Linked DNA regions of Homo sapiens: region 1 is linked to region 2. A link is a loop called in an ENCODE intact Hi-C map of the cell type or tissue named here. Cell type or tissue: Calu3. All regions are shown on one strand. Links, peaks and the distances in the headings refer to the core of each region. The heading gives the core; the rest is flanking DNA. Region 1 overlaps CPNE8 (copine 8). Region 2 overlaps CPNE8 (copine 8).

Region 1 (9,875 bases), core at 742-8,741, 120 kb before region 2:
ACAGTAAACGAATTCAAATATAAGCTATTTTAATGAAGCCAAGAAACATGCAACTTTTGGATATTTGCCATCTATTTTCTTTAAATTAATCTCAAAATCTAACTCTTTGTCAGACAATGTATAAAGTGGTTAATGTGGGCTAATTCATTCAATCCTTGCAATTCTGAAAAGAGGTGATGTTATGTCCTGTTTTACAAGTGAAGAAATTGAGGTTTAGAGAGAGTATAAGTAATTTGGTTTAAGTCACGTATCTAGTAAGTGGCAAAGTTGAGTTCCTATCCATATATGTCTAATTCCTAAGCATAAGCTTATGACCATTAGCTATATTATGTTGTTCTTCCATAAATTCTTTATTGTCGGCTTGAAGAGTGGAGCTCTTTTCTGTCAATACCAGTGTGTTAGTAACTAAAAGAAATTATAAAGCTTAGGAGATGCAATTATAATAGATCATATCAACACTACTCTACCACAAAGGATATATTTCTCTGAGGATGCAAAACACAGAATGCTTTCCTGTTTTTCTGTTCCCTACTGGTGAGAGCTTTGAGTAGAGCAATTCATAGGAGTGGCATAAACTTTAACCATGTGATGTTTTATTTCCAGTATTGATTCTTATCTTTTTCTGATGCTGAGTTACCTAATGAAGATGTAGGAAATTAAGTAATGAGAAGACTATTTAGCTAGAAATCAGCAGGCAGGGTGAGATGAAAACTAAATACTGGAGAGAGGTGATAGTCTGGGCAAATGAAAAGTAAGAAAAGTTAATTGAAATGACTATGTGACATTCAAATTTACCAGTGGAATTGAGAATTGACCTCAGGCCCTACAATTTCAGTCCAGTGCTTTCTTAGCACTGGGGAAGTCACCGTTTAACTTGCTAGCTTTTCAGTAATACTTAATTCCAGAGTTTCCCTTCATGGCAAATTCATTCTTCAGAATTTCATGTAAATAAAATAACTACTTCGATATTAATATCAGTACATTATTCTGAGCTATATGAATTGTGGCATGAGTTTGTAAAAGTCAATTTTTTCTTACCTTGCTAATTAGCTTCATGCTCTCTATGTATGTAAAATAAGTAACAAGTGACACATTAATTTTATTAAGAACAATCTCAAATGTCAGAGAGTGTAATGAACCAGAGATATGATTATAATTGCCATAACTGGTTGAAACCAACATGTGTCTCTGCCTTAGCATAATAGTGGTTTTATAATCATTTTGAGAAATGTAATTGTTTCTCACTGTCTGCAGATCCTTCTTATTGCATCCATCTCCTATAACTCTGAGCATTCCTACAATCCTCTTTTATCTAAATGTACTCCTATAAAGGAGTACTCTTTTATCTAAATGTACTCCTATTTGTAGATTTTTTGGTAATTGAAAGTAACACAAACATTTTTCTTTAATGTCTTAAATAGGTTTTCATGTTTCCAAGCTATAAGTAAAGAATATGAGAGAGAGAGAGAGAGAGAGAGAGAGAGAGAGAGAGAGAGAGAGAGAGAGAGTGAGCTGGAGTGAGAGCAAGCACGTGAGACTAAGGGATACGTGGGAACTACACTAGAATAATAAATGTATTTGCTAAACCCATCTCAATTACCTACGATTTTAGATATAGCTTATTATCTGACTTATCTTGGTATCTCCACTCTCAAATTAATTATGGAAGCAGAGATATTAGAAAGTTGATTACAATTGATTTTTATGCCAGTGGTTTCATCCAAAGCCTCTTGTAGGCATTGGGGAAAGGAGGCGTAATCAATATCAAGTTACTAGTGAATTTCTCTCTTAATTGATAATTTAAATTAGTAAATTAAAAAAATTTTTTTGGGAAAAGTTTGAAGTATACTACCTAAAAGATGATTGATTTTTTAACTTAAGACATATCTTATAATGGCTTTATTTTCTTTGTTTCACTTAAATCACTGTGCCATTGGAATGTCATATATATGGCATCTTGCTTCCTTGTGGAACACTTCAGCAAAGAAACAGCATCTGTTTTGTTTCTGGAACTAGCTCTGTGAACTTTGACAATCATGCCACTTCACTGGATCTTAGATCCTATAGAAAGGTTGAGTCTCTGGTCAAGATGACCTATGATATTACTTGGAGGTTCATAATTTTATGATTGGAGAAGCAGGACCTTAAAATAAAATGGGGACATACTTCAGTTTAAGGAAATAATGTGATTGTCAAAGCCCATTGTAAACTAGTGGTGATAATTTATCTTTAATAAAACAAACAAAAAAGGCTATTTTACTTTCAAAATATTTATCTCAGAATGTCTTTAGATAGACAATTCCTCTAGTGTATTTAAAATGATATTGAAATATGAATTTTAATTTTAATCAGAACAATTGCAGATATAGAGTAAAAGTTATTTATTATCTTTGAGTTTTTTAAATAAAAGAAGGTTTGTGAAGAAAAAGTAATAGGGAAAGGAGTAGTATTGTTACTGCAAAGGGCTCCCGACCCAGACACCAAGAGAGGGTTCTTGGATCTCGTGAAAGAAAGAATTTAGGGTGAGTCTATACAGTAAAGTGAAAGCAAGTTTATTAAGAAAGTAAAGGAATAAAAGAAGGGCTAACCCATAGGCAGAGCAGCACCAGGGTGGCTGGTTGCCCATTTTTATGGTTATTTCTTGATTATATGCTAAACCAAGGGTGGATTATTCATGCCTCCCCTTTTTAGAACATAGAGGGTAACTTGCTCATGTTGCCATGGAATTTGTAAACTGTGATGGCGCTGGTGGGAGTGTAGCAGTGAGGATGACCAGAGGCCACTCTCATTGTCATATTGGTTTTGGTGGGCTTTGGTTAGCTTCATTATAGCAGTGTGTTTTATCAGCAAGGTCTTTATGACATGTATCTTGTGCTGAACTTCTATCTTATTCTGTGACTAAATGCCTTAACCTCCTGGGAATGCAGCCCAGCAGGTCTCAGCCTTATTTTACCCAGCCCCTATTCAAGATGGAGTTGCTCTGGTTCAAACACCTCTGACAGTGTTAACATATATTTAGAAAACCTTAATTTCCTCCAAACAGTTTAACTTTGTTGCCATATTACACTTGATTTTCTAGACATAGGCTCTTAAACCTTTGTGTGATCATGAGACTTTAAAAATGTAGGCTCTAATTCAAGTGTCTAAGGTTTTTTTTTTAAAGAACTATTATGTTAGATTATTTCTAACACCAACTACTTGCTATTTCAACGTCCTCATTTTCCTTAATATTCTCCCCAAGAGTTGTCAAGTTCTGCTGTTGCTGTTCTAGTTTTTTCTCTCAACAGAAATCTATAACAAACTGTATTCATGGAAATGAACAGTGTTTGATATGAATAGATATCGGTGCCTTTTCAGTAATTTACTTTTCTAATATGTTACTTTTAAAAAATCATTTAGGTCTCTTTGGCAACTAGAGAGTTTTTAGTAAAATTGTCAGATGGATTCAGTCTTGTGTGCTTCCTCTGATCAGTTGTCACTGAGTGTGGGCTACCTGGGCTTTCTGGAACAGTTGACTTTCAAAATGAAATAAGCCAACACTGTGAGTCATGTATGCTATTACTTCCCTACCATTATAATGCTTGACTTACTATATTTCATAAGCTTTATGAATGGTTTCGGTACTTTTAAAATCACCTTATCAGTCACCAAGACTTGTTTATTCCATTCTCCAAAGTGTCGGTCACCTCCTTTCCATTTCTGCTGTCTCCACTCTGGCTCAAGAAGTAATCATTTTTCCTCTTCTTCACACATGTAGTGAGCTTCACATGTTTAGTTAGCTTTGTAAACAAAGGTTGAATTGCATGATTTTTCTTTGCAGAAACTTCCACTGTTTCAGCGTGTCCCCTTTGTTTACAGAGTAAAGTCCAAGTATGCTAGCATGTGTTCAGAGTACTTACTCATCCTGCCCAGATTCCTTTCCCAGCCTTATCTCAGACATGGGCACCAGCCAAAGTGGACTAGGTGTTAATCCCCACGTTCCTTTGTGTCTTCCCTTTCTCCACCCTTGTTGACACTTTCCTACAGCCTGAGAAGCCTTTCCCCCATTTGTGGCTCTCCTTGCCTGGTTGTCAAGATTTACCTCACTCAGTGCAATTTGTGATATTTTACTAGATTCTTGAAATTGGAATTAATTGTTGCTTCCTTGGAGTTCCCAGACAACATTTCTTGTACATTCTTTTTGTTTTATTTTGACTTAAAATTTTTTAGGTTTTTGCACGCCTGTCTCCCCAACCAAGTTTAAAAATATCTATTTGTTTTATCATTGATTATTACAAAACCAGACTTTGTGCTTTGCACATGAAAGGTTTTCAATAAATGTTTGCCACTTGATAGATTGGAAGAATGAATGTGGACATCTATGAATTTGAATATGTTTATACATTATATGTTTATACCCTTAAAAATATTAGTTTATATTGGCTGGTTGTGGTGGCTCACGCCTGTAATCCCAGCACTTTGGGAGGCCGAGGCGGACGGATCACATGAGGTTGGGGGTTTGAGACCAGCCTGACCAACATGGAGGAACCCTGTCTCTACTAAAAATACAAAATTAGCCCGGCATGGTGGCGCCTGCCTGTAATACCAGCTACTAGGGAGGCTGAGGCAGGAGAATTGCTTGAACCTGGGAAGTGGAGGTTGTGGTGAGCCGAGATCGTGCCATTGCATTCCAGCCTGGGCAACAAAAGTGAAAACTCCGTCTCAAAAAAAAAAAAAATTAGTTTATACACTTAGTGAGAACACTGAAATGCCTGCCTGATTTTGCTATTCAGTAAAGATATAATTATTTAATCTTTGTTTATATAACGTTCTACAAAGTTTTATTTGTGAAGAAATGAGAAACAAATAAATTTAAATTAAAACACATTGTCCTCAAGCAGAGCAAAGCTAATTTTAGAGGTGGCCACAGTACATTCTAAATATTGACGGATAATTTGGCCAGGCGCAGTGGCTCATGCCTATAATCGCAGCACTTTGCGAGGCTGAGGTGGGTGGATTATTTGAGGTTGGGAGGTTGAAATCAGCCTGGACAACAGGGTAAAACCCCATCTCTACTAAAAAATACAAAAATTTGTCAGGTATGGTGGTGGGTGCCCATAATCCCAGCTACTTGGGAGGGCGAGGAGGCAGGAGATTCTCTTCAACCCAGGAGGCAGTGGTTGCAGTGAGCCGAAACTATGCCACTGCACTCTGGGTTGGGTGACAGAGTGAGACTCTTTCTCTCTCTCTCAAAAAAAATATTTTATATATATACATATATATATATGTATATATATAAATAAAAATGTTGACAGATAATTCGCTTAATCTGGGCATGAATACTACCCAAAAAAAGGAGACAATTTGCATGTGTGATATCCTATATAAAATACCTAAGTAGAAAAATAAGTGAACATATCTTTTACTCAAGGAAGACTTTTGTCTTGGGGAAAAATATGTCTTAAAGTACTTGGTGAACTAATAAAGTGCAGCAGCACGTGATGGTTTCACTTGGGTATAATTTAGGGTAAGAAGAGCTGTTTGGTGGCCTGGCCACTTGAGGAAGCAAAAATTTGCTTATATGCTAATGTACTTCTTCCAGACTCTGTATTTTTTTTTATCACCAATTTAAATTTTGTGCCACACAATGTAAAATAAAATTTTAGAAAAGTCAAAATCCAACTAAAGAAAAGTGTCAAGGATGAGAAGATGGAAAACAATGCTTTCTATAAAAAAAGGAAAAGACAGAACTTGTTTACACATGTTCAAGTTAAAAATGAGGAAGTTTACTTAAGTCAAGTCACTATCCATAAATCATGTCTTTCCTACACTTGTCTGGCTATAAAGTTTCCTTGGATGGCCTAAGTAATTTCCTAAGTGCTTGTAACAGCTGAAGTATCTAAGTGCTCAGTTGATTATATTTAGCCTAAAATGTTGTCATCCCTGATTACATCAAGTCTTTCCAGAGAAACAGACCTCATTAGTGGCTATAGCTATAAAATTAGGAAAAAAAAAGAAAATTATAAAGCCACTTTGTTTCAATGAGGTCAATAAATGGTAATACAAGGTGAAGATGATGATGATTGATGAACAATTTCCAGCACATATATAAAATGCTGTGATTTAAAAAATGCAACTGTTGTGTGGTTGTGTCATTTTCATTTTGGCAGCATGGTCTAAACCAGCTATTGTCAACAAGAGGCACCATCAAAATTGCTTCAGAGGTTTTGCGAACTACTTATGGGCACTCCTGAAAATTCTAGGTTGCTTTCCTACAAGGGACTAAGTCCTCCCCATCATTTTCTCTATGCCCCCAATACCCCAGTAAAACTTCTGTCAGTTGAGCCTCAGGCCTCATCCTCCCATTCCTTCTACTTCCGTATCGTCTCTTTAACATGGCTGACCATTCTGCTAACTAGGTCCAGGCCAGTCTGACCCATGCAAAGACTATGCACAAGTTCCTTGACTCTTCCAACCTCACAATCTCTGGCCAACCTTCTCCTCCTCGCCAGGAATCCTGTACTTTGAGCTGGTAGAGTTGTACTCAAAAAGGGCAAATGACATCATACTATTACTCCCTTGTTTAAGACCCTCTAGTTGCCTGTATAATGAGTCATCAGGATCTTCCAAACCCTGACTTAAATTTTCAGCCTCATCTCTTTCTCTCTATGTCCCACCACCCTCCCCTTCTCCACTTTTGCCTCTAAACTCTTTCCTAAACTCTAAGTCACTTCAGACACCTGTGTTTCCTGAGAAAACCATGATGTTCACACTGTGGTTCTCTCTGGTAGGAACAGTTTGGCCTCACGTTGTTATCTCACCTGATGGACTCTGCCGATAGTTCAAGCATCACTCATACTATGAAGACTTTTCCTGATCCTTCAGATTGACTTGCCCACCCCTCCCTTTCTCTAATTTGTAATGAATTTATTATACATATTCCACATTTCACTGCACATATTTGTTTATAAATCTGTCTCCTTAATGGAATATAAATAATCTAGGGCCTGGAGCCCAATGTGTTCATATCATGGTCTCCAACACTAAATCCTTTATCTGGCACTTAATAACCTAGTGCTGGTTGAATCAACATTTGAATGAGTGTCAGACAGCTATTAAACTGTAAATTCTCATAGGATAAGAATCATGTCTTATTCAGCTTTGCATCCCACTTAGCTTCTAGTCCAGTGTATTGCATATAGAAAGTGCTTGATAATTATTTATTCAATATATAGTTGAAGAAAGGAACGTTAGTAGAAGAAAGGCACATCACATATGAACAGGAACCATGGCTGGAAGGCCTGAAGGCCAGAAAGAGTATAGTATTAATTGAGTTGAAAAAAAATCAATTGTAAAAAGGCAGGATGAAGGAGACATAGCGAAGCAATTGCCTATGCCTGTTTCATTCAGTGGTTTTTTTAGGACTTGTAGAACTGTAGGTAGGATGGGCTGCTACTGAGATTTTGTTTCCATTGTTGTTTTGTTGGTTTTGGGGCCGAGATGAGAGCCTTTGAGTCAGGGCACACTTCTGTTCTACTCACTTCTGATAAGGATGAAACATACATATTAGGAAGTCATTTTCATTCTCCTGTATCTCAGCTGATCATTTATGCTGACCTACATATTCCCATTTGGATTAGTTCCTTCTTCTGTTTAAATTCTGTTATTGAGTCTGCAAATCTCAGATTACTCCTAGGTACTTCTGAATTGTCCAATGGTCCAAAGAAATTACAGAAGATATTGCTTAAAATCTGGAGGAAGAAAAAAACCAACCTTGCCAATCTAGCCTTACCTTTACAAGCATGTTATTGTTTTCATTGTCATAGCCTATGTATTATTTCATGCATCTTAAAGAGAGCTGGCTCAAGACAACCTTGCATATAGATAAAGATTTTCTTTTGAAATGTTGAAATGTTGAGCCTGAATATACATGACTTTTCCTCCATTATAGAAGCAACATATTATTCTACAGCTAATAGACAAAGGAACAAAATGTTAGAAAATCCAGTCATATGATCAATATATTTTGGGAGTGGTGCTTGGAAGGCAGCAGTATGTGAGCTGATGTTGGGTAGAGTGATGTTAGCCTCCAGCTTTCTACTTAGTGGAGATCTGTAGGCACATCACAGTCATCAGCTCTTGCTTCTTGGACAAGTGATCCATTGCACTGACTCTGGGAAAAGCAATAAACCCTAAAAGACTGCTAATCTAGCTAATTGTGTAAAATATTTGGAGGATCATTGTCCACTTAGCTGTTAGCAAGTGAGCTGAAATGTGGTTACTGCTTTTAGAGTGGGCAGGAGGAGAGACTGAGAAAAATAATGATATATAATCTCAAGTGTTGTAACGTAGTTAGGGAATGGTGTAATGTATTACAGGCTTAGCAAAAGTTTAGAGCCAGAAAGATCTGGATTTAAACGGCAACTCCATACTTTACTCTGAGAGTTCAGATAAGTTAGTTTCCTTGTGCTTCTGTTTATAGAAATTCCTTCTGATACAGTTGTATAAGGATTGTTTGAGATAATATTAATAAAGTGTTTTGAAAGTTTCAATAGCTTAGCAAGGAATTCTTGTTTTTATACAGATATTCAACTGAAATATTTGGAAAACAGTAGATCACTTCATGAAGATAAAGTTGTAAAAATATGCAAAAAAAAATCAAATTATGTTGAAAAGAGCAAAGGAGAAAGTACAAATCACCCCAACTTTCTTACCCAGCAATAGGTCAGGCCAAGCAGATATCTCTTTGTGCATTTATTTAGAGGCATATAAGGCATATTTCCATTCATATTTATTTTACAATGACTTACGTAAGATGGAAGTCGAGTTTTTTTCCTTGGATTTTGGCTTCAGATATTAATACCTGAACCTAGCTGCTGCTTTTCAGGCCTAGTACCCCCTGCCTGGAGAGCATCTCTCCAAGGGAATGATCTCAGCTGTGGTCTCAATATACCCCTCTTCCTATCTGTCTGCCTCCATGGAGCCTTCACTGCTGTTGTTAAAACATTGCTGTTGACAGTGCCACTGGGAAGTTGCAGTAATGTCCTATTGCTACAAGGCCTGGCATGAGACCTTGCTGTCTGCTGTCCCTGTAACCCTGTATGTAACTCTGCTCATTGCCTCCTGGTGCTTGTCTCTCTTGATTTACCAGATCTTTGTGGTTCTATGTGGTCCTTCTAGGTTCAGTCTCAGTCAGAAGTCCTCCTTACCAAAGACTCCCTGGGTGTCGTCATTTCTTTAAATCCATATATTCACAACTTTTTTGCTCTGTGGGCACACACCCCACAGTTCCAGGCTCCAGACTGTGTGGGCCTGTCTTTGTCTCTGAATCTGGGTCTCCCATCTGAGCTCTACCTTCTTTTGTAAAGAAATTCCTCTCAGAGTTTCCTATTATATATTCCTTCCACCAGACCCTGGCTGGGCCGACAGTATAAACTTAAAAAGATATCAAGAGGATTCATTTTTCATTTTACCAGGAGGCTCTTTGGCCCCTTTTAATTTCATAGAAGGCAAAAGGAACTTGGAGGAGCAGCCTTAGGCTCACATTACATCTCTTCTTTCTTCTACAAAGTGGACTTGAGATCAGGGCTTAACTATTCCCATACACTACTCTAGTAGTGCCTGGCACATAATACATGCCCAATAAATCTGTGTTGAAAGAAAGCATGAATGAATATTTTCGAATGAATTTGACCTTTTTCCTTAATCACAGTTTAGGGCTTTATCACTTAATTTAGGGCATTGCACACCCACTCTACATTATTCTCTTTGCCTTTGCCTCTAGATAGTTTTTCCAATATTTACTATATGCTGGGTTTGCTCTAAGCACTTTATATTTACTTACTTACTCCTCAAACAACTCTATGAGGAGGATACTATGATCATCTCCTTTTTTA
Region 2 (9,875 bases), core at 970-8,969:
AGTTCACAAATAGAAAGAAGAAGAGAAAGGTACAGCTGAATTAGAAAAATTAACTGATTAAGGATGCTGGAAGGATGCTGAAAACGATAATGTAGTAATATAAGACAAAATGTGCCATGCTATATTGAGTTCTTAGTCATAAGGACCTAGGGAAGATGGAAGATCTTGACATGTGCAATGACCCTGGTTAAGAGTAAATACATGGTGGAAACAAGAATTAAGCAATGCATGACTGTATATTACATACTTACCTATAAACTAAACACCTGCTGTATACAGACATTTAACTCTGTGCTTACAAGAGGTTTATGTCGTGAATATTGCTCTTACAGAAAGCATAATCAACTTGAGAAAAGAAAGGTTAACAATTTGTCCTTTTAACAGTTAAGGAATAATTAAGTGCTAAACCTTGCAGTATTGACTTTAACATCAATAGGAAAGCAGAAAAGGCTGAGCTTTGTGTAAGGCTGCCTAGGATAAGGTTTTCTTGGAACAAATGGAACTTGTTCCATATCCAATTTGGGGATATGGAAAGTTTGAGGCGAAATAGGGAACAGTTAACAAGCTATAGTTTATCAAGGCATGGGAGTGAACACAAAGAAGAAATAAGCACAAAATGTCACCGAGTTGATGAAAGGAGAGGGAACAGTGAAACCCATAGTTTTAGATAGGTTTTAATAACATACTAAAAAACTTAGAAACCATGAGAACATTTTGTTCTATAGTCATGCACTACTTAGCAACAGTGATATGTCCCGAGACATGCTTCCTTAGGTGATTTCATTGTTGTGAAACCACCATAGGCTGTACTTACACAAACCTAGATGGTCTAACCCAGAAGTCCCCAACCTTTTTGGTACCAAGGAGCGGTTTTGTGGAAGATCATTTTTCCATGCACTGGGGGTTTGGGGGTAGTTTCGGGATGATTCAAGTGCATTACATTTATTGTACACTTTATTTCTATTATTATTATATTATAATGAAATAATTATACAACTCAATGTCATGTAGAATCAGTGGGACCCCTGAGCTTGTTTTCCTGCAAGTAGATGGTCCCATGTGGGGGTGATGGGAGACCATGACAGATCATCAGGCATTAGATTCTCATAAGAAGCATATGCAACTTAGGTCCCTCTCAGTTCACAATAGGGTTCACGTTCCTATGAGAATCTAATGCTGCTGCTGATCTGACAAGAGGCAGAGCTCAGGTAGTAATGCCAGCGATGGGGAGCTGCTGTGAAAACAGATGAGGCTCAGCTTGCTGGTGCCTGCCACTCATCTCGTGCTCTGCAGCCCTGGGGTTGCAGACCCCTGGTCTAGCCTACTACATACCTAGGCTATATGGTATAACCTCTTGTTCCTAGGCTACAAATGTGTACAGCATGTTACCTCACTGAACAGGTAATTGTAACATCAGTATTTGTGTATCTAAACATAAGTAAACATATAAAATGGTATACCTGTGTAGGGTACTTACCATGAATGAAGCTTACAGGAATGGAAGTTGCTCTGGGTGAGTCTAAGTGAGTGGTGAGTGAATGTGAGGCCCTGAGACATTATACTACTGTAGGCTTTATAAACACTGTATAGTTAGGCTACACTAAATTTATTTAAAACTATTTTTCTTTCTTCAATAATAAATTAACCTTAACTTACTATAATGTTTTTACTTTAAAATATTTTAAACTTTTTAAAATGTTTTAATAATAACACTTATCTAGAACACAAACACATTGCACAGCTGTACAAAAATATTTCCTTTCTTTATATCCTTATTCAGTAATCTTTTTTCTGTTTTTAAGTTATTTATTTATTTTTACTTTTTAAACTTTTTTTTGTTAAAAACTAAGACACAAAGTTATACATTTACCTAGGCCTACACAGGGTCAGGATCCTCAGTATCCCTGTCTTCCACCTCCACATCTTGTCCCACTGGAAAACCTTCAGGGGCAGTACCATGCATGGAGCTGTTGTCTCCTGTGATAACAGTGCCTTCTTTTGGAACATCTGCAGGACCTAAATGAGGCTGTTTTTACAGTTAGCTTTGTTTTTTTTTTTTTGGTATGTGTAGAAGAAATACACTTTGAAATAATGATAAAAAGTATAGTATAGAAAATACATAAACAGTAACATATTTGATGTTTACTATCATTGTCAAGTATTATGGACTGTACATACATACTTTGTATGACTGGCAGCACAGTAGATTTGTTTGCCTCAGCATTACACCAACACATGAGTAATGCTCTGTGCTAAGATATTACATCATTAGGCAGTAGAAAGTTTTCAGCTCCATTATAATGTTATGGGGCCACCAATGTATATGCAATCTGTTTCTTACTGAAACATAATTAGATGATGCATAACTATTACATTATCTTATATTTTATTATATATTAGACAATATGGAGATATTGAAGATTCTTGAGGAGAGGATCGACATGTTTAAAGTTATGTTGAAAGTTTAGTCTCATTGAGGGCCGGGTGTGGTAGCTCATGCCTGTAATACCGGCACTTTGGGAGGCCGAGGGGAGCGGATCACTGGAGGTCAGGAGTTTGAGACCAGCTTGGCCAACATGGCGAAACCCCATCTCTGCTAAAAAAACATACAAAATTTAGCTGGGCCTGTAATCCCAGCTACTCAAAATATATTTGTTAGGGAAGAACCATGTTATTATTATATGCTCTTTATTAGAGTACATAAAAATAAACATGATATATAAATTTATATTATATAGTATTAATATAACATATTAATGTATATAAATATATTTTTGTTGTTTTAGAGGAATTCCAGGGAAGAAATGTGGTACAATCATACTTACAGCAGAGGAATTAAACTGTTGCAGGGTAAGTAAATATTTCTTTGGTTTAGAAAATACTTCCATACTTCAAATGCTATATCTAAAATTGTACTTAACTAATTAATTTTTAAGTAATTGTAGCAAAAGTGTTATACAATTTTATAACCCATAAAATATCATTTTAGGTACTTAGCCCTATGACCAGAGAGACTGTATTTCATAGTCTGAAAAGTATAATTAGTTATTTTAATAATCTTTTTAAGGAATTGAAAGTATTAAAATAACACCTAATATCAATACTGCTTTTTAAGCATTAGTATAAGGAATAGTCAGTTATACCAATCAGTTCAATTACTGCAAACTTTTTTGCAGTATTTTTGAAGATCTGTGTGTAATCCTGAAGGAATATTTCTTGTCATTTGAGTTTACCCCATTTGTATAAGATATTTTCCCCAATTTTTCTAATTTAATTAATCCAGAATTTATATTGGTTCCATCTCTTGTTAGCTTGGGAAGTCCACATTTGAAGAAAGGATTAGCTGCCACTACAGCTAGCAGTATGACTACAGAGAGTGCATACTCTGTATTTTTAGAACATTGCTACTTTCAGTTGTGATTTGCTGATGCACCCATTGACTCATGATTAATGATTTCACTGTTGTCAAGAAATGGGGTGATAGCTATGACACTCCAGACTGAAAGTAACAATGACCAGCTTAATCTGAAGTCAATATTGTCTGTTTAATGTGGGCCAGCAGATCTCTGGGAATTGGTATTTCCAGAGGAAAAAAATTTTCCCTAGATTACCTCTAGTGCTCTTTACTTTTAGTTGCTGCTTGATTGTAGGAACAGAAACTCACCCCAAATACCAAAAGCTTAACATTTTGACATTGACCAGAGTTTTTATAGAGAGAGCCATAGTTTATTTTATTATCTCAAAAAGTTGTCTTTTTAACTTTTAGATAAATTCTGTAGCTTTATTTACATAATACATTTCTGGTGGGACATGGTGGCTCATGCCTGTAATCTCAGCCTTTGGGAGGCCAAGGTGGGAGGATCACTTGAGCCCAGGAATTCAAGGCTGCCGTGAGCTATTGTGCCACTGCACTCCAGCCTGGGCAACAGAGCAAGACCTTGTCTCAAATATATGTATATATTATATCTCTCAAATATAGATAGATGATCAATAGATAGATAGATAGATAGTTGAGATAATATGCTCAGGGAATCATATGATATTGTCAGCAAATGATAGAAACTGGGTATTACAGCTGATTACATACCTTTGGGATTCTGGGGGCAGGAGTAGAACAGTGAGATAACAATAGGAACTATAATAACAGATGAGTGGAAATAGTTAAACACTAATATTATAATTTAAGTCATTTAAAAAACATGTAAATTGAAGCCTTTCTGTTGTTGTGCTCATTGTCTTTGTCCCCCTGGGCATGTCACGGTCATATCAGTCTCACTTTTCTCATCTAAAAAATACCCCAACATGCCCACATATAATGCTGTTAAAGACTATCAGACTCAAGTTTTGGTTTTGCTACTAATTTGTACTTTGTCTAATCAAGACACTTGACTACTTACTCTGTGTTTTACTTTTCGTATTTGAAGGGCAATAAACCAAAAAATGTGAACTAATCACTAGACTATTTAAAAAAAAAATCTTCCAGTCCTGGCAATTAACTACCATAACATTAAGTTTGATACTATAATGTACATAAAAGTAGTTTGCATATACTACCCAGTGCCTTAGAAAATATAGCATAATTATTTAAATGCAGCGATATTACCTATCCTATTTTTTTAGTTAAAATGATACAATGATTTTTTAAATTATATTATCATCTAATCATCATTTATACTTGTCTCAATTTGTAAATGTTTCAAATAATATATGTTTTGTATGATAAAGGAGGAAAGAAAAAAGGAAGTTCACAGTCAATAAGATACATGTTCTTTTTGGTGATATTAACATGCTATTTTGTCAAAATCTTGAGTTTATTGAGCAGATTTTATGTAAATGTGTCATGAATACAGTACTATCTGTTCTATTTCAAAGTAGAGCCAAGATACCAAGACACAGGTTGAGTATGGACAGGCTGCATCCTAAATATCTTCCACTTTCAGTTCTACTCTCTTGTTGGAAGAGCCGGGAAAATTCTTTTACCAGGCCTTAGTAAATGAAAGGGAATGTGTCATTTAGTGGTCTAGGTATTTTTATCCCTCTTTTTACAATTAATTCAATAACATCTGGAATTATCTTTCAATGAGTCAATACATATTTCTCATACTTAGAAATTATAGTTTAATATTTTTATCAATATTGTTTAAAATCTTGGTGTAACTTCATCTTATGTTTTCTATGTCCTGATTCCTGGCTATAGCCTTATTGATCATCAGCATCATTATTAATACTAATAAACTTGAAATAGTATTTCATTACTACATTAGTATAGTAGAATGCACAAGTGTACTCAAAGAAATGTTCATAGTTACTTCAGAAGAATCAATGCTTTTTAAATTTATACTTTAGGGAACATTAAAAGTATTGGGCATTATTATTTATAATGTTGAATGCAATCATTTTAATTCACCTACAACATCATAAAAATCTACATTTTTCTTTAAAACGAGTTGTCAGTTATTAACTTGTACAATGAACATAAGCTTTAGAGTCAGCTCACCTACATTTTAGTCTTACCTTTTTCACTATTTAGCCGAGTGAGGTTATATTGTTGAAGCTTTAAGTTATGCATTTGTAAAATGACAATTTTTTTAAACCAGTTTATTAGGTATAATTGGCATACAAATAACTGGACATATTTAATGTATACATCATGATGAGTCTGGAGACAGGTATATACCCATGAAACCATCACCACAATCAATGTCATATATTAGTCACTTACAATGGTTCCCCCTACCCTGCTTATTTATTATTAATATTTTTGTGATAATAAACAGCATAAGATTTACCCTTTCAGCAGATTTTTAAATATACAGTGCAGTATTGTTAACCATAGGTACTATACTGTATATAGTAGATCTCTATGACTTATTCATCTTACATAACTGAAATTTTGTGCTCCTTGATAATACCTTCCAGTTTCTTCTTCCCCTCAATCCCGGGAAACCATCATTCTACTCCCTGCTTCTATAATTTTGACTATTTTAGAATCCTCATGTAAGTTACAATATGTAGTATTTATCTTTTTATGGCTGTCTTATTTCACTTATATAGTGTCTTCCAGGCTCATCTATCTTGTTGCAAATGGATGGATGTTCTTCCTTTTTAAGGCTGAATAATATTCCATTGTTTTACATATATATGTGTGTGTGTGTGTGTATAAATTTTATATATATATAAAACATTTTCTGTATCTATTCATCTGTTGATGGACACTTCATTTGCTTCAATATCTTGACTTATTTGTGTATAATGCTAGAATAAACATGGGAGTTCAGATATCTCTTCAAGATACTGATTTCAGTCTCTTTCTTTGGATATATACCCAGAAGTGGGATTGCTGGATCATACAGTAGTGCTGCTTTTAATTTTTGAGGAACCTCCTACTATTTTCCACAGTGGCTGCACTAATTTGCATTCCTAGCAACAGTGTACAAGGGTTTCCTTTTCTCTACATCCTCACTGACACTGCTTCCTTTTGCGTTTGTTTTTTGATAGTAGGCATTCTAACAGGCGTGAGCTAATCTTTTGTATGGATTTGCATTTCTCTGATGATTGGTGATGTTGAGCACCTTTCATATGTGTGTTGGTCATTTGTATGTCCTTAGAGATATGCTTATTCAGGTTCTTAGCCCATTTTTAAATTGGGTTGATTTTCTATTTTTTATTTTTATTTATTTTTAGTTTTTGCAGTATTTTTGAAGATTTGTAGGAGTTCCTTATATATTTTGGAAATTAACCTTTATAGTATACAGTATCTTAGTCCATTTTGTGTTGCAATAAAAGAATATCTGAGAGTAGGTAACTTATTTTTAAAAAGAAGTTTATTTAGCTCACTCTTCTACCAGCTGAGAAGCTCAAGAGCATGGTACTGGCTTGTGGTAAGGGCTTTCATACTGTTTCACATTGTGGCAGAGAAAGTGAAAGTGGAAGCAGACATTTGTGAACATAGGGACACCTGAGGGGCACCCTAGCTTTATAAAAACCCACTCTTAATAGAATGAACTCATTCTGAGAGAATTAATCCAGTCTCATTCAAGACTGTGAAAGCAGCACCTACCTATTTATGAGGGATTCACACCCATAACCCAAACACCTTCCATGGGGCCCCACCTCCCAGCACTGTCACACTGGTGATCAAATTTCGATATGAGCTTTGGTAGGGACAAACAAGTCATAGCAACCACAGCATATTTTCTCCCATTCTGTAGGTTGCCTTTTCATTCTGTTGATTGTTTCCTTTGCTGAGCAGAAGCTTTGTAGTTTGATGCAGTCCCACGTGTATTTTTGCTTTTGTGGCCTATGCTTTTGTATCATATCCAAGAAATAATATCCAAGGCCAATATCACAAGGCTCTATGTTTTCTTCTAAAAATGGGAATATTATTAATTCTTCCTTTAGATGGATACTCTATAGGAAAGAAATGGTAGCATTTAAGGGATGTATAGGTCATAAATTTATACAAATATTTATTTGTAGTGTAATAATCCTAATTATCTCAACTTATTTTGATACAGTTTTATTCAAATGCAAATTTTATATTTAATTAAATGCCACAGTAAAAACTAATGTAGTTTAGAAATTATGTTGGGAGTGTATCTTCAATCAGTATTTTTTTTTTAAATACGGGGTCTCACTCTATTGCCCAGGCTGAAGTGCAGTGGCACAATTTTGGCTAACTGCAGGCTTTGAGCTCCTGGGCTCAAGTGATTCTCCCACCTCAGTCTCCCTCCTAGCTGGGAACATAGGCAGGCACCGCCACACCTGGCTAATTTTTTTTTTTTTTTTTGATAGAGATGTGGTCTCACTGTGTTGTCCAGGCTGGTCTTGAACTCCCAGACTCAAGTGATCCAAGCCCCCCTTGCCCTCCCAAAGCGCTGGGGTTACAGTCATGAGCCGCTATGCCTGGCCTTTTATGTAGTATTTTAAAAGTAGCTTGAAATTTTTCATAAAGTATATTTTTTGTTTTTATTTATTGATTGATTGAACAGTGTTTACAAAATGTTATTATGTCCTTGGAATGAATGCTTAGAATAGAATGGCAAGAAAAAAACAGTACAAAACACAACACCACAACCCCCAAACCTGGTCCTTGTTTTTAATGAACACATAGTTTGTGGGAAAGAGAGACATTAGTCGGCTGACTATGCAGGTAATATATGTCATGATATGTGACAAGTGATTCAAATATATTATGAGAGTACAGCAGGGATCTAATTTATATTAAGCCTTGGGGGAATCACTGGGCCTCTTTGAGAAAGTGACATTTAAGCTAAGACCTAAAGAAGGAGTAGTGTTTGCCAGCCCAAGGATAAGAATTCCAGCAGACACAGCTGTATAAGGTCCTGAGGTGGGAAAGGCATGTGTGGGTCCGATGTGAGATGGCCAGGGGTGAGCAGTGGGAGTTGATTGAGCTAAAACATTGCCAGTTGAAGGTGGAAAAGGCTGGTCAGAACCCATTAGATGTTGGCCTTTGCGGACCATGTTAAAGGTTCTGCATTTTTCCTAAATGCAAGGGAAAGCCTTAAAGCATTTTAAGTTGTGAGCAACATGAATTTTTCATGTTTCAAGACTTTTATTCTGTCTGCTGAATGGAGAATGGATTGGATACATCAAAGAGTCGAAGTGGGAGTAAGGAATAAATGTCAATGAACATGTCTGGGTGAGAAATAAGATTGAACTGGACTGAGGTGGTGGCAGCAGAGCCAAAGTAAAGATTTGAGCAAAATTTTAGAGGTAAATGATGCAACTGGTGGTGGACTGGATAAAGGATCAGGAAAATAGAAGAGTCAAGGATGGCTTCTTTGGGCACTTGAGTGAATGACAATGCCACTAACTGAGCTGGGAAAATTATAGGAGAAGCAAGTTTATGGATAGACGTTAGATGTTCAGATTGGAATATGTTAGAAGTGCCTGTGAAACATCCAAGTGGCTTTATGCAATAGAATGGTCCTTATATGTGGAGTATTAAAGAGAGGTCTTAAAAAATGTATTAGGTGACATTAAGCATAAGGCATAAAAACAAAGCAAAACAAAACAAAACTTTGCAGTGATGCTAGTGTATTTCTAAAAGTATATAAATACTTTTCCTCTCAAACAAGATGTATTTTGTGCTTAATACAAATGTACCATTTAATCCCTGCTAAGTTGTTAACCTGAGTAATTGCAAGAACATTATTTTTCCTAAGGTTATATAATTTTCTTCATTGAAATAAATCTTTATTTTGAATCAGTTATTCATTTTGCAAGCCCTAAGGGATATAATTTGAAAAATTAAATTTAGTATTACATTTACCAGTGAGCCTATGAAAATTCATGCTTTTATAATAATACACCTCTGATGTTTTATTCACAATCTATTTGAAATAAACACATTTCATTTATCTATTATGCATTGTAAGTATACAGAATGTTTCTTGGAAGTTTATATTTTGGTCCAGGTGCTTTGGGAGAAATGTGTTAAAGTGTAATGTTTTTCTGCAAGAACAATGTCCTTGGAATGTCCCCATGTTCTTAGAAAGCCATTCTCTCCCAAGGGCATTTAAATATATATGGAAATGAAGGGGCATTCAAAATAAACAAACTAAACCAAACAGCTCGCCTTTTCAATGCTGCCTTTGATTTTATAATTTGATCATCCAGAATGATTATTTCACTACTTCTATAATAGATAGTATAGAACTTTTTGATCTTTAAACCTCTAATTTAAAAAGAACATGATATGCTTGAGAGGTTTGAGGTGATAGTGATGTCCATATTGTCCTTACCTCTATTGTCACTATACGTTGCTAGAATGTATTTCCTGCTCTGTTATAAATGTTCCTCTGATAGAAGTTATCACAGCTACATGCTACAAGTAAAATCAAATAATACTA

What was found. Hi-C counts contacts between places; a loop is a spot of excess contacts. Peaks named below come from ENCODE experiments on the same cell type or tissue, not always from the same donor. Only the 100,000 strongest peaks of a DNase experiment are listed, where the experiment ranks them.
Region 1: a loop joins it to region 2, with 2.4 times the contacts of the local background. A loop is called at or near these places in 6 of 110 quality-filtered maps.

Annotation. Positions count from the first base shown.
Region 1 is chr12:38,886,292-38,896,166 of GRCh38, reverse strand. The region is part of intron 1 of CPNE8 (copine 8); the gene reads left to right. Among named protein-coding and RNA genes, the nearest start is that of CPNE8, 14 kb to the left of the region's middle. RefSeq lists a silencer at 3,509-3,588. In Calu3, for the core only: no CTCF peak of the experiment used is centred there; a DNase peak (open chromatin) is centred at 3,926.
Region 2 is chr12:38,769,213-38,779,087 of GRCh38, reverse strand. CPNE8 (copine 8) reads left to right here. Exons shown (of 20, transcript NM_153634.3): 7 at 2,787-2,850. Among named protein-coding and RNA genes, the nearest start is that of CPNE8, 130 kb to the left of the region's middle. In Calu3, for the core only: no CTCF peak of the experiment used is centred there; no DNase peak of the experiment used is centred there.